2 separate regions of the Mus musculus genome follow, and region 1 is linked to region 2. The links are chromatin loops, found by intact Hi-C in ENCODE. Cell type or tissue: heart. All regions are shown on one strand.

What was found. Hi-C counts contacts between places; a loop is a spot of excess contacts. Peaks named below come from ENCODE experiments on the same cell type or tissue, not always from the same donor. Only the 100,000 strongest peaks of a DNase experiment are listed, where the experiment ranks them.
Region 1: a loop joins it to region 2, with 1.8 times the contacts of the local background. A loop is called at or near these places in 2 of 42 quality-filtered maps.

What each region holds. Positions count from the first base shown.
Region 1 is chr7:81,394,434-81,402,433 of GRCm38, reverse strand. All of the region lies in intron 2 of Cpeb1 (cytoplasmic polyadenylation element binding protein 1), which reads left to right. Among named protein-coding and RNA genes, the nearest start is that of Rps17, 53 kb to the right of the region's middle. In heart, a CTCF peak has its summit at 3,298; no DNase peak of the experiment used is centred here; H3K27me3 peaks cover 370 bases.
Region 2 is chr7:81,567,205-81,575,204 of GRCm38, reverse strand. It overlaps Whamm (WAS protein homolog associated with actin, golgi membranes and microtubules), which reads right to left and starts at 3,913. Exons shown (of 10, transcript NM_001004185.3): 1 at 3,296-3,913; 2 at 486-659. The coding sequence starts at 3,883. In heart, CTCF peaks have their summits at 3,494 and 4,248 (motif pointing right); DNase peaks (open chromatin) are centred at 1,594, 2,344 and 3,954; H3K4me3 peaks cover 3,017 bases; H3K27ac peaks cover 4,411 bases.

The sequences.
Region 1 (8,000 bases), 170 kb after region 2:
ATTGCAGTGTGGATGTGTCTTGAAAACACACCAAGGGAAACAAACGTTTTAAAAGGCTGTATAATTGTATGGTTCCATTTTTTGTGAATATCCAGAGGAGGATGGGTTGATTGATTTAGCTGGCTAATGGTGCCCAGAAGGGGTCAGAGGGGGAATAGGAATAGCTCCTGGACAGTTTCTTTAGGGAGTGGTAGAATGTTTTAGTGTTTAGTGTTGTGACACTAAAAGCCATTGAATTGTATAACAAGCATGTTTGTTTTTATGTATATATGTAAATTTTGTTGAGATGGCATCTCTCAGTGTTTCTGAGACTGATTTGGAATTGTGGGATCAGATGATCCTCTTGCTTATTAGTCCTCTCAAGTAGGAGTACAGGAGTCAGGCTAACATGCCTGGTTGAGTTGTATAACTTAAATGAATATATGTGTCTAAAAAGGAAAGAAAATATCTACAGTGCACAGCAGAGAACCTACCCTTAAATTACAGTAGTGTTCTTGAGAATAAGACTCAACAATATTTAAAAACACATACAAAGAGACAATTATTTAGTTAACACATAATAATCAAATTGTTCTGGATGCTGTAACTACAGATGTGAGCAGATAACACAGCATCTGCTCTCTTGTAGCAAAGCTATGAATAGTATGTGTGTGGGTACAGAAGGATGGTAGAAGGTAGCACAAACAAGACTTTCCAGATTATTCCATAAAATTTGAAAACTAAACAGTTGTACCAGATAGGGAATTACTGGAATTACTGGGACAGAGGTTCAGTGGTTATATGATTTGTATGGGTCAGGATGGGTGAAAATTTAGGGAAGACCCTCCTCCCCGTGTGTGTGTGTGTGTGTGTGTGTGTGTGTGTGTGTGTGTGTGTGTGTCTGTCTGTCTGTCTGTCTGTCTGACTGACTGACTGACTGTCTGTGTATCTCCTATTTGAGAAAATGACATTTAAGGGGAGTACCAGGATGACTAATCCAGTCATGTAAAGACTTGTTTAAGACAGGGTCTCCTTATATAACTGGGTTGACTTATAATTCACTGTTAGCTCAAGTTGGTCCAGAACTCATGGTCCTCCTACCTTAATCTCAATGTTCTGGGATCAAAGGCATGTCCATTATGCTCAACTAGAGTGTTCTTAGTCAAGGGTAAGAGAGAGGGCAAAACAGCATGGTCTTAGATTGAGCCTGTGTTTATTGATTAAAGTCATCATTCATATTAAGGGAAATGATTACTTAGAAGTTTTTTCACCTTTGATAATGTTGTGATGAATGTCTTTATTTAGGAATGAGTGTTAATGTGTTTTATTTAGGTGGTATATTTCTGGAGAAAGGACTTAGAACTGATGCTGCTACTGAAGCCGACCCTGAGCCCTGCAAGAGATTATAGTACTGAAAGTACTAAGTTTAGGTTAAGCAGTTACAAAAGTTTTAAAACCCTTGCATGTATGGAAATGCTGTCCCTTCTTGTCCCTTGTACAGTTTGACAGTGCTGCCTCACCTACACTAGTAAAGAAGATTATCAAAATGACTTGTCACCACTGAATGTTGTAACTATAATTTTCACAGCTTGGTAAAGTAAAATTCTCATTTTTATTCCTATCTCCTTAATAAGTGGAACAACCTTTTAAAAGCTATTTGTGTTTTTAATCTTTTCCCGTGGCACAGGAAACTACCAGGATATCTAAAACATGCCTTAAAGAGAGTTGTGATTGTCTCCATTGTTGAAGAAATTAAAAGATGGTAGGCAATTTTTAATCTAGTTTTTATCTACTTCCCAATAAATAACTCAGGGAAAGTGCTATAAAGTCAGCTTATATAACTATACATCTTTAACTGACAAATTGAACTTTTAAAAACATTAATGCTGGCTAGGCATAATAATTGTGAATTCACACTTTTATAGTTCTGTCCCTAAGTATAAAGGTGTGCTTACAAGCATAACTCCCCACTTAGAATAGCTGTGAAATCAGTTTGAGCCAGCATCTTTAGTTTCCTTCTTAATGAACTTAAAAATCCAAACTTGTACTAAAGGATTTAGTTTTATGTAGGTTGAGCTTTTCTTTCCTCCAGCAGTTTGGTGCTCTGAACAAAAAGTAACTGAAGTAACTTTCTTCTGACTGAGTCCAGAGAAGTAACTGCTTAGTAAAGTCAGTATACTAAACTGAGCATCTAAAATAATATATCTGCAGTCTTAAATATTATCTATACATAGGAAATGCAATTAAGTTGTTTTGGAGTGTAATTTGTTTGAATGTTGTATTTATTCTTTTCAGAGGACAGTAAATGCTAACTTGCAGTAAAGGAAAGGATATGAAATTAGAATTTATGATTAAAAAAACAGGGCAGAGCTCTTGGTTATTTTATTTGGAAAAAAAAATACTTCAGCCATTTCATGCTGAAGGACAGGGCAAATTACACTAACAAGATAACTGAAAACTGCTTCCCTGGAGAATTTGAAACCCTTTCCACCCACATCCAGGAACTCTCCATGTGTTCCTTCTCTAGTTCCGTATCTGTTCCAAACACCTCATTTGTGTGATTATTTAGTTTGTGTCTACCACAAAACTTGTAAATCCATGATATCAAGACTTGAAGCTGTTTTTCCTCCGTTAATTGCTTTCCTAATGCCTAATATACAAAATTCAGTCATTAAAGTCTTTTGTAGCCTATAATGTTCATGGAACTTACAGTAAAGTCATACCAGTGTTGGAAAAGATACAAAGAGGGCTGGAGAGATGGCTCAGTGGTTCAGAGCACTGTCTGCTCTTCCAGAGGTCCTGAATTCAGTTCCCAGCAACCACATTATGGCTCACAGCCATCTGTAATGGGATCTGATGCCCTCTTCTGGTGTGTCTGAAGATACCTACAGTGTACTCATATACATAAAAATAAATAAAATCTTTTTAAAAAGGATACAAAGAAAATGCCATAAAAGGACTATGCTTTAAACTTTTCTCAACACAAGCTGAGGATGAGAAACACTGCAGATTACGAAGGAATCTTTATTTGTGACTTTACAAAATTAAATAACCTTTAAAGAACATCAGGACAAAGTGACATTGGTTTAATGGGACCTATGTGACCTTGGTAAAAATTGCTTTACTTCTTTTGAATCATATTTATAAAATGGGCATGACACCTTCCTGCTCCATGGTTTATAAGTTTTATAGCCCTCTTAAACTTAAAAAGTTAATTTTCTTGTTCTTTTTCTCACCTTATTTGTGAAACTGAAGACTGGTGTTGAATTCGATCTTTAAAAGCCTTGGTCTGTGTGGCACCATCCCCATCTGCTGGACTGTGAGAGTTGTGCTACTAAGAACTTGATCATGTCTTAATCACTGACAAAATTACTTATGTTTCAACTTCCAAATGTAAATATTTTACCTCTTTTGACTGAAAAATAAATGAATAACGTTACAGGCTAGGAGGCCACTCAGAGATGAAGGTAAAGGTTTCAGAAATCAGTATTAGGTGTGGTATTTAAATTTTTTCCTATTTGTTGTTGTGTAATTTTATACATTGTTGAGAGGATATCACTTAATTTCTAGAGAATTTAAAAGCTCATTAGGAAATTATTACAAGGCTGGTTATAGTAGGACATACCTTTAATCCCAGCACTTGGAGAGAGGGAGAGGCAAGCAGACCAGAGGCCTAGTCTACATAGCAACTTCTAGGATAGCCAGGACTACATAGAGAGACCCTATGGCAAAGAAAATTATTACAACTAATAAGAAAGCGGATATAAAGCAAATATTCAGAACAAAGCACACAATAATTATAAAACAAGAATAGTTGTTTTCATCCTAATAATAGTTAGAAATTTAAATGAAAAAATCCTGTGCTCCATGACAACACCTTATGAAATAGATATGTAAATTAAATAAGTAAGATGTCTAAGGAGAACCTATTCTGAAGGATACAAAAATAGGATTTTAAAGAGTAGAGAAATTTTTGTTTCTGGGATAGGAAAGATTACTATTAAAGACCTGAAATCCTATAGTGATTAAGAACACGGAGTCAAATCCGTTTAGTGTTTGTTTAACCAAAAACCTTGCATGATAATATGTTCCCACCCTTTAGTCTCTGATGTTTAATTAGTGTTTCCACAAAACAGATTTTGGGTCCTCTTTTCCTTGACTTGTTAAGTGGTCATCTGTGCCTGTGAGTGTTCTGGAATGTTGCAGGGAGGCATTCTTGGGTGGAAAAAAGGGAAAGGAAGGAAGGAAAGGAAGGAAGGAAATAAAAGAAAAAAGGAGGGAAGATGGGAAAGAGGGAAATAAAGGAAGAAGAAAAGAAAGAGTGAGCATCTTGTATCTCAGAAGGCAACGTGGTGGCCCAAATGGAGTGGACAGCATCTGAGAACGCCTAGGAAAGGATGTTCCCACTTGAGAGACTGACATCGTTAAGCAAGAATCTGGGCATATTCCTCTTCTCTTGGTCACATACCTTGTCTTAGAGCTGTGATAAAACACTCTGGACTTACAAGCAACTTGGGGGGAAGAAAAGGTTTATTTTATTTTAGCTTACAACTCTCAGGTCATACTCCATGACTGAGGGAGTTCTCATGGCAGGAACCCGGAGACAGGAACTGAAGCAAAGGCTATGGAAGAGTGCTACCTCCTGGCTTGCTCAACCTTCCTTCTTTTATCCCCCAAGACCACCTGCCCATTGTGGCACTACCCACAGTGGGCTGGGCTCCCACATCAATCACTAATGAAGAAAATGCTGTCTAGACTTGCTTACAGGCAATCTGATGGAGGCATTTGACTTGGTGGTGATTCCAATCACATTCAGGGCATATTTCCCAGGGCCAGTGACCCCTCAGCTTTTGGAATACTTACACTTGGAGCACCTTGAAATCGAGATTTAGTACTTATATTCCTGGGATACCCCTGTTTCTTCATACCATTTTCTTGATGGATTTTTTAGTTCCTTGTTTACAAAATAAGGGTTTGCCTTTCCTTATTAACAAAAATGTGTTAACAGGCTAAAAGTGTGAGCTTGGTTTCTTGTTAACAAGAGATAAAACATTAGAAAATGGAAAATCTTTGCATTCTGCCTTGAGAGAATATGAATACAATAATTTCTTTCTAATTTGAGAAGAATGGAGTCTATTTTTTTCCTAAGATGCAGCAAAAAGGATAACAGAATAAGAGGATCAAGTCTACATACACTAAAAGAAAGCCTGAATTTCCCAGACTCTCCTACAGCTTGGCGTGTGATACTCTGTTAACTGGAGAAATGGGTGTTGCTTATAGATTTCTTCCTAGCAGAGCTGCTTATTCTTCTAGTCTTTGTTCTGATTTCCTGTGGAATGAGATTTTAATATCAAATTTAAACCAGCTCCAAAGAGAGTTTGCTCATGGAATCCAGCTATTTACTTTTTGGACAGCTCATCTATTCTAAAGTATTATGTTCAAGAGAAAACTAGTTTCTTATTTGCTTTAGTCATTGAGGTTTTTTTCACCAAATAAACCTCATAAACCAGAGTGACAGGCCTGAAGTAAAAACCTCGAATTGACAAGTTCTGTCTGTATAGAGCACATCTGGCCCACAGGTAAATCAGTTAGTGTTAATTATGAACAGACAATAAGGACCACCATTTACTTAGGAAAGCTACGTTTTAGAGACAAGACCAAGTTAGGGAAGGAGGAGAAAATGCCTTCTGAGGCATATAATTCAAGGGGAAAGAGATCACAGTGAAAAGTTTTATTATTTTCTTTTTTATTTGAAACTTGGTATGTTTACATTGTATTATCATCCTAATTTCATTTTGTCATTGGTCTCATGCAAAAATTTATTATTTTCTTTTACACTCCATATTTTATTCCCCCAACCCCCATCCACTTCTCCAACTGTTCCACATCCCATTCCTCCTTTCCACCCCCCTGTCTCCACGTGGATGTCCCCACCACACCTGACCTCTAAACTCCCTGTGGCCTCCAGTCTCTTGAGGGTTAGGTGCATCATCTCTGAATGAACCTGGCAGTCCTCTACTGTATGTGTGTTGGGGGCCTCATATCAGCTCGTGCATGCTGCCTGTTTGGTGGTCCAATGTTTGATAGATCTCAAGGGTCCAGATTAATTGAGACTGCTGGTCCTCCTGCAGGATTGCCCTTCTCAGCTTCTTTCAACATTCCCTAATTTAACAGGGATCATTGGTTGGGTGCAATATCTGCATCTGACTCTTTCAGTTGCTTGATTGGGTCTTCAGAGTGTGGTCATGCTAGGTCCCTTTTTGTGAGTGCTCCATAGCCTCAGTAATAGTGTCAGGTCTTGGGACCTCCCATTGAGCCGAATCCCACTTTGGGCCTGTAACTGGACCTTCTTTTCCTCAAGTTCCTTTGCATTTCCATCCTTGTAATTCTTTCAGACAGAAACAATTATAGGTCAGAGTTGTGACTGTGGGGTGGCCCCCCTCTCCCTCATTGATGCCCTGTCTTCCTGCTGGAGGTGGGCTCTGTAAGTTCCCTCTCCCTACTGTTATTTCATCCCTTTGAGTCCTGACAGTCTCTCACCACACAGGTCTCTGGTGTATTATGGAGGGCCCCCCCCCCCCCAACCTCCTACCTCCTGAGGTTGCTTGTTTCCATTCTTTATGCTGGCCCTCAGGGCTTCATTCCTTTTCCCTCACTCAATTCACCCAATATCAGATCAGGTTCTTCTCTCACCCCCTCCCCCTCCCTATCCTCTTCCCCTCTCAGGCCCCTCCTTCCCTCCCTCCCTCCCTCCCTCCCTCTCTCCCTCCCTCCCTTCCCACCTCCCTCCCTCCCTCCCTTCCCACCTCCCTCCCTCCCTCCCTCTCTCCCTCCCTCCATCCCCACCTCCCTCCCTCCCTCCCTCGCTGCCTCCCTCCCTCCCTCCCTCCCTCGCTGCCTCCCTCCCTCCCCACTTTCTTCTCTCCCAAGTGGGACTGAGGTGTCCTGACTTGGGCACTGCAGCTTGTTAAGCTTTTTGAGCTCTGTGGACTGTATCGTGGGTATTCTGGGTTTACTTTTGAGCTCTGTGGACTGTATCGTGGGTTTTTTTCTGTTTTTGGAGTTTTTGTTGTTGTTGTTTGGGGGGTTTTTTGGTTTGTTTGTTTGGCTAATATCCACTTATTAGTGAGTACATACCATGCATGTTCTTTTGGATCTGAGTTACCTCCTCACTCAGGATGATATTTTCTAGTTCCATCCATTTGCCTGAAAAACTCAGGATGTCTTCATTCGTAATAGCTGAGTAGTATTCCATTGTGTAAATGAACCACATTTTCTGTATCCATTCTTCTGTTGTGGAACATCTAGATTGTTTCCAGCTTCTGGCTATCACAAATAAGGCCACTGTGACCATAGTGGAACATATGCCCCTGTGGCATGTTTTCAGATACCAAAAGAGGGCATCAGATTCCATTACAGATGGTTGTGAGCCACCATGTGGTTGCTGGGAATTGAACTCAGGACCTCTGGAAGAGCAGTCACTGCTCTTAACCACTGAACCATCTCTCTAGCCCTTATGAAAATTTAAAATCTCATTTTGGTGTGGACATTTTGCAAACAAACAAACAAACAAAGCAAATTTGCTTGGAGAGTGTTAAATCTGAGCACCTTACCCTATTTACTAAGAAGTATTTTTTCTTCTAGTAATGCTTGTTATAAAAGGTTTGTAGAAAATAGACTCCCCTCCCCCCCAAAATTGAGAGACATTGTACATAACTATTACAGACATTTTGATCAATCTCCCAGTATCTCTCTAACATACAGGTTTCATCTACATGAAGTCTTTCAGAATGTTAATTCCCCATTTCGCTTCCTTTTTCTCTTATTAATTTTTATATTTTATAGGTTTGTATAACATTCTGCTATGTAAATAGAAGCATTATGAATAAAGAGTCTAAATGCATGAATAGAATTCAGGGTTTCCATAATTCAGACTGATAAAAATAAGTATCTGTTTTATACACTAATGAGGAGCACCTCAAGTTAAAACCTTTGCTACATCTGTGCTTATCCCTGCAGGT
Region 2 (8,000 bases):
CAGTCCTACACCCTTCCTCACTTTTTATTTTGAAACTGAGTCTTGACTCTCTGTTGCCCAGGCAGGCCTTGGCCTACCTCCTGCATGGCTATACCTACAGACTTGTGCCACGAGGCCTGACTTTTATTGGTGATGGTAGTTTTATCAGTACTGAGACAAAGTGCAGGGCCTTGAACACTAGGCACAAGGTCTACCACTGATGAACACTTGGGAAGTGGAAGCAGGAGAGTCGATAATTCAAGGCTAGCCTCAGCTACAATGTAAATTTGAGACCAGCTGAGGCTACATAAGATCCTGTCTCTAAATAGATTAGTAAATAAATAAAAATTACATATGTGTGTATGTATGTATATATATGAATATATATGTAAATATATAAAATCTAAATATAAAGATGAACTCAAAGTGAAAACAGACTGAACCTTATATGTGGCTAAAATAATAATACAAAGAAGGTAGTAAGATAAAAATACCAGGAAACATACCAAAATACCAAGCTTACATGAAGTTGCAACTTCTCGCATGTCTCTAAATGGCTGCAGTAAATACTGGAAGAATGTGGTTGCCATGGTAACTAATTCTTGATAGAGCTCATCTTCCTCTTGATAAACTTTCATTAATGCTACCATGGTATTGGCTTTCCCGTGATCTTGAAGAACCTAGAGGGTAAAATGTAAATAGAGCTTGAATCTGGACATTTAAAAAAATCTTACCAAAAATAAATAAAAGAAACCCAATATTAAATTTAAAATACCAATTTTAAAACAGCAATTTTAAACTGTGTGAACATGAAAGTGTTCTCCAACTAAAGGCCCAATAACACAATAGTTAAATAAGATGGCTGGTCTGTGGAATATTATCACAGTCATTCAACACTGTTTTTATGGCTATTTAATAATAATTCGAGGATAACTATGATAACATCATAATTATCATGATGGCTCAAGCCTATAGTCCCAACACTTGGGAGGCTAAAGCAAAAGCATTACTGTGAGCCCGAGGCTAGCCTGGGCTAAATAGTTCCAGGTCAGCCTGAGCTACAAAGCCAAGGTCCTCCTCAAAGCAAGCAAACATAAAAGACTACACTTCTGTGGATGCGACACACTTAGTACTTCTACCCTCCGTCTCTAAGTCCCCGATGGATAGCGCCATAGTATGAGCTTACTAGAATGTCCCCAAGGGAATGAACTTGAACTTGAGGACAATGTAACTTTCCAGTATACAGAGGTTAAGAATTGGGGGCGGGGTTTAAGAAAATAAGAAATGAACCAATTGTGAGCTGGTCTGGAGGAACAGACCTGTAATTCAGCTACTCTGGGACGATAAAGCGGGAAGGGGATCCGGCCTTCACTACAGACTTCACTCTGGGAAGCTGAAACTGGTTCAATCCTGGAACAGAACCTTCTGAAAAGCACGGTGGACACATCAGGAAAAGAGAAGACCTGTGAGGCTGGACTACACAGGAGGAAAGGAGCGGTGAGGGTGAGACTAAGTCTGCCTGGGCTAGAGTTCGAGGGCAGCCTGGGCAACCTAATCAGAAGCTGCTTGAAAGCAGAACGAGGGAGGGAGATGACTCATCACTTAGAGTGCTTGTCCAACATGCATGCACCAGGCTCAGGTCCAACCCTAGTACTAGTTAAACAGCCAAGTCTGATATAAATGATCAGGCTAAGGACCAAACGCTGGCTGGCCCGAAAAGTCTCCCATAGTTTCCTCATAGTATAAAGTGAAGTCAACACCATGAGGAGTAGGTGTGTGAGTTTATAGAGTAAGGTGATCCCAGCTGAGCCAGGGCTGCTGACAAAAGCCTATACTCCCAGTCCTTCAGAGGTGGAAGCAGGAGAGTCATCAGAGTATGGGGGCATCCTGAGCTACATGGTGAGTTCCAGGACAGCCTGGGCTATATGAGACCCTGTCTCAAAACAAAGATCCCACAAACAGAATCCTTCTAAAAGCCATTTTAGTTTTAAAAGACTCATTCTAGATTTAGCTTAAGATAATATACAACAATCAAGATTTTGCTATATGGTTGAATACACCTCCCCTTCCTCAAAAGAAACACAGCAAAACCACTGCTTAATTAATGATGACTCATGGTTAGCTTCAGTTGTGTACTTGACACCTGGGAAGGGGAAGCACAAGAGCAACTGCCTCCATCAGATTAGCCTGCCTCCATCAGATTAGCCTTTTCTTGCTTGCTAGCAAATGTGGGTACCTGGGGGCAGGTGGTCCCGGGCTAAGAAAGGTAGCCATACAGCCAGTAACCAGCCTTCGTCCATATCTGTGCTCCAGAACCTATCCTGGCTTCCCTTGATGATGGAATGTAACCTGTAAGCCAAATAGGCCCTTTCTGCCCAGAGTCGCTTCTGGTCAGAGTGTTTAGCAGAGCAACAGAAAACACACTGGAACCGTGGCTCAATAAGGAAAAACAGGAAATGTCCGAGGAGTGTCCAGAATGTGGAATGAAGCTCTGAAACTTGGCTCTCTTCGTGAAATTGTTGCTGGGTAAAACTTATACATTCTCCCTAAATCTTCCAGTGAAGTGAAAAGTCCCCACTCTTTAGGGTCTGTTAAGTTTACCACACAAATAATGAATGTGTGTGTCTCAAATTATCTGGTCCAAAAGAGCCTTCTTGTTGTTGCCATTAAAGGCAGATGAGTAAAGCCTCACTCCCCGAGGGCTTTCCATCTGCTTGAAGATAATAATAAAAATCCTTATTGCTTGAAGAAAAAATAATAAAACTATCTTTTAAATGTCATTCATCCTCAGACAGTTTTAGCCATCCCTCATCTTCTCCGGAGAACCCCAAATTGCTTCCACTTAGCTTATGTTTTTATTCCGACGGACATGCCTTGTTTTCAGTTTTACTTTCATATTTCTGGCCTTTCCCATTACAACATCCTGCTCTGCCCAGAACAGGGAAAAGGTGAAGCGCAGAGCCTGGCTCAGAACTGCAAGTAAACTTTTACCTAACCCCAGGACTGGAGAGGCTGAGGCAGAGGAATGTCCTGAGTTCAAAGCCAGCCTGGACCACAGATTGAGACCCTGTTTCAAAAACAAAAACAAACAACCAAAACAACAACAACAACAACAAACCAAGAGAGCCAGGCGGCGCGGAGCCGAACTCTGATAATCCTAGCAGAAAACAAAAACAAAAAAACACAAAACACCACCACCACCGTGTTTCAACTTCAAGGTCCCCACTCTCTCTCAACAGAGGCGCAGGTGCACCAGCGACGCCCGGTGCGCATCACGAGTGTCCCGCGGACCCGCCCTCGGCCCGGGGCCTCATACCTGGTGCAGCCGGGTGGCCGTTTGGCCCAGGCGAGCGCGCAGCGTCCTCTCGCGGAACTCGCTCAGGCCCTCGCAGTCTGCCGAGTCACCCGGGGCCGGGAAGAGCACGTCGCGCACGGTGGCGCCGCCGCATCCTTCGGCCGCCAGGCCCAGGTAGTGCTCCAGCTGCCGGCACAGCTCCTGCAGCGCCGAGTCGCCAGGGTCCGCAGGCGCCGGCCACAGGAGCGGCCACAGGAGGGCCCACAGCCCGCGTCCCAGGCCCCAGCCCGCGCCGCTCGCCGCGTCCAGCTCGGGCGGCAGCGGCGGGAAGCAGGGCTCCAGGGCCGGCCACAGCGCCGCCAGCTGCCGGTGCGCGCCGCGGAACCCGGCGGGCGACAGCACCCCGGCCCAGCTACATCCCCCGTCGCCGGCCTCCCGCCGCTCGCGCCGCCGCCGCTGCGCCGTGCGGTCGTGACAGGTGACGGCGAACTGGCCCTTCGCGGCGTTCCAGGCCACCAGGAAACGCAGCTGATGGCGCTCGGGCTCCGGGAAGAGGTCCTCACGCAGCGGAACCCAGCCATCCAGGCTGTCGGGCTGCTCGCTGTCCATGGCAGCCGCACACCCTTAGACTGCGACAGGCCACGACATTTTCCGGGAGCCGCTACTGTCAGTCAGAGGCGCAGAAGCTCCCGCCCCCTCATTCTGATAGGCTGTGTGAGGGAGGCTGTCTGGAGTTGGTTAAGTGAAAGCCAATGGAAAGTCTTTTCGGGGAGGCGGGACAAAGTCTCCCTTTTACAACACCGGCGAACCTTGAACTCTCTAAGTGAACCAGGCTAGCCTTGAACTCGTAAGAGACCACCCTGCTTCTGTCTCCTGAGTGCTGACATTAAAGGCATACAGCCGCTATGTTCGGCAAAGATTTTATTTTTAAGCCCATGTATACATGGGCAGGACGACATCACACCTTAGTACAGATGCCAGAAGAGGGCGTCATGTCCCCTAGAACTGAATACTCTATGGGGCTGTTAACAGCTTAATGCACTCTCTAAAAATAGTAATTCTTAGCTGCTGAGCCATCTCTCAAGCCCCTATCTTAGTTCTCAACATTACAATGAGAATTTCCCTCAACAGGATCCTATTAAGTATGTGGCTCCTGAAACAAACATACTGGCAAGATCAAACTTCTATTTGAACTCAATATTTACTTACTGAGGGCTCTGGGGTGTCAAAAACTAGATCGCAGACACATTTATTTTTGTCAATATAGTAAACTTACTGAGTATCTGCTGTGTTGTTGGTATATTGAGATGGGGGAGAGGGGGAGTGCCTAAATATTTCTGCTTTCCAAGCCAGTCTATGCCAAGCATCATCCTGACAGCAAGGATTTGAGACCTAGAGAGGGAATTTGTCTACAATATATGTGCACCAAGGCTAAGCAGGATGGCCTCACTACTGAAAGCATGCCGCCGGGGTATTATAACAAGCCAATAGAAAGTGCTGCTGCATTTCCTCACATGAGCCCTAAAGATGCCAGTTCTAAACCTGCAGCCACCTTAGATTCCGAGAACAACAGACAGCCATAAAAACCTTTATGATCTAAGGCAAGGTGAACCTTGAAGAAGAGGTCACACCTGTCCTCAGAAGAAGTGATTATCTATGCTAAAAAGCTGTGCCCTCCAGAGCAAGTAACTATTCCTGGAGATGACAAGACCTGTTGGGAAGGACCTTGAGATGAGGGGCAGCTAAACCACACCTTGGTAAAGAATGCCTGCATATGCATATCTCCTTTTTAAATGCACTTTATTCCTAGGAGAGGATCTTTGTCCATTCTGGCTCCATTGGAGCCTTTCGGCTCAGATGCCAAGCTTTGTCCTTCCTTCAGATTAAAACTGAAATCTTTGTCCTCCTTGTATTTGATCTGTTGGCCTTCACCATCCTAGGCCTTCAGTTTGCTAACCACAGAAGCCTCCATAATCTTATGAGCTAATTCTTCAAAATCAATCTCTCCATTGTGTAAGCATCCTGTTAGTTTATTCCATCTAAAGAACCTTGATGTTAATACAGTGTGTGTGCTTGTGTATGTGTGCTTGTGTGTGTGCTTGTGTGTGTGCTTGTGTGTGTGTGCTTGTGTGTGTGTGTGCTTGTGTGTGTGTGTGCTTGTGTGTGTGTGCTTTGTGTGTGTGCTTGTGTGTGTGTACTTGTGTGTGTGTGCTTGTGTGTATGTGTGTGCTTGTGTGTGTACTTGTGTGTGTGTGTGTGTGTGTGTGTGTGCGCTTGTGTGTGTGTGTGTGTGTACACACTTGTATGTGCTCATGCATGTAGGAAGACATACATGTAGGATGAAATGATATTTTATGTTTTTTCCATGTATAAATATATCATGGGCATGACCACATTAAAGAAAAGTAGTCGTGAGGCCTACATAAAGATATGATAAAGAGCCGGGCATGGTGGTGCACGCCTTTAATTCCAGCACTCGGGAGGCAGAGGCAGGTGGATTTCTGAGTTCGAGGCTAGCCTGGTCTACAAAGTGAGTTCCAGGACAGCCAGGGCTATACAGAGAAACCCTGTCTTGAAAAACCAAAAAAAAAAAAAAAAAAAAAAGGTATGATAAAGACATGCTTAGCATGAACCCCTGGTTTCAATCTCCCAAAACAATAGACATCTACATCATTGTTTTTAATATTTGCAAATATTGAGTTAACTATATCACAATTACCTAATGAATCGCACTTTGATAAAAATAGATTAATTTTTAGTTTCTGCCCATCTAAGCAATACTATATGGGGCTGAAGGTAGATAAGTGGTATAGCTTGCTAAATATACTTCAGGCCTTAGGTGGGTCCCTCCCCAACCCTCCCCATACCCCATCTCTGCCCCACACCAAAAACCAAAGCCACAACAGACCAAAGTGGTGAGCATCCTGTATATCCTTCTTTATGTGTATGGGTTGTTGTTGTTTTGTTTTTGTTTTTAATTTTTGTTTTGTTTGAAATGGAGTCTTTCTATATAACCCTATCTGACCTTGAACTCCAGTGGTCATCCTGCCTCTGTCTCCCAAGTGTCCAGATTACAAGACGGTCCAGATAATTTTTTTCATTTTCTTTCTAATATTTTTGGCTATACTGAAGTGATGATATTTTAAAACAGGCCCAACAGTAAAAAAACAAAATCCCCAGATCAAATGACCACATACAGACTTTCAAAGAAACCATTTTTTTCCCCAGTCCCAAACTCTATACATGACTCAGCAAACTTGTATGTCCAGATGGCTTCTGAACACATGGGGCTTCACACTGGCTACCAATTGCATACTTATGCATATGATAGATTGGGACCTAAATACAGCTTTGCACCATCTTTCTCAAGATGTAGTTATTTATTATATGAGTACACTGTAGCTGTCTTCAGACACACCAGAAGAGGGCATTAGATACCATTACAGATGGTTGTAAGTCACCATGTGGTTGCTGGGATTTGAACTCAGGACGTCTGGAAGAGCAGTCAGTGCTCTTAACCGCTGAGCCATCTCTCCAGCCCACATGTTTCATGTCACAAGAATCCTTTTGCCTGCATCCTGTCCTTTCTCATCACCTAATACTACTCCAAGGAAATTGTTTAGAACCTGATTCACACTTCTTGGGCCTCTCAAATAATTGGGAGATATTTTTAAGACCTGGGGGGGGGGGGAGTTTCCTTCTGGGACAGAGGCTATAGGACAGTTTCTCCGGAGGAAGTTGCCAGGTTGGAGAGAGTAGGCCATACCTTCTCCACACTATGCCCCTTCTACTTTGTGGCCCCTCTACGCCATGCTCCCTTCCAGCCCATGGCCCCTCTATTCCATGCCACCACTACCCTATGCCCAGTGATGGGTCTTCAAAGGGACCCTTAAGAGAGCTAGCTCTGTTTACTGCTGTTGGAGTGATAGCTTTAGAGAGGATGGGCTGTTGTTGTGGAGGTGGGAAGACTCATTGAGGTCACTTGCATCTTAGAGTTTGCAAGGAGCAAAGATGATGCCTACAGAAGAAAGAGACCTCGAGGAGTGTCCTAGTTCACCTTCCAAAACAAGCTCCCTTCACAGAGGAAAAGAACTCACAAGGTCACAATTGGTGATGGAAGGGCAGACACTTTGGGGAGGAATAAAACAGACTTGGGGGCGCGGGGGTGGGTAGGGTGGGATCTGCCGGGTTGTGGGAACTTCGAGAGAGGGCCTTCATAATGGGTTTCTCTAGACATGGGAGACTCAGATCTGAGAATGATATAGGCCCCACTGCCCAGTGACAGCCACTGAAACAGCCAGCTAATCACCTTCTCCACCGCTCTTACAGCCAGCCCACTGCTCCAAGGAGTGTGTGGAGGGAAGCCCTACCTTGCTCCTCCTCCTGAGACAGGCATCCTGCTAAAGAGGACCATGCTAGAGAGGAGAGAAATAGAGATGCCCAGAAAACCTTTGAATCAATCTACAGAACTGGATGCTCAATTGCTGACACTGAGAGACCTAAAACTGTGCCACCTAAGAAGGAACAGAAATCACAGGCTCTGCGGAGTCTTCATTCAGAGAGAGGGGAGCACGTCCCACACTGCAAAGGATGGTGGGAGAGAAAACACATAGCCTTTGCATTGCCTCCAGAACTGTTGGCTCAAAACACTTTGAGAAAACTGAGGGGGAAGACACACAGCCCAGGACTGTTAGCGTCTCCATTCTGGCCCGGCCATGACAGCACC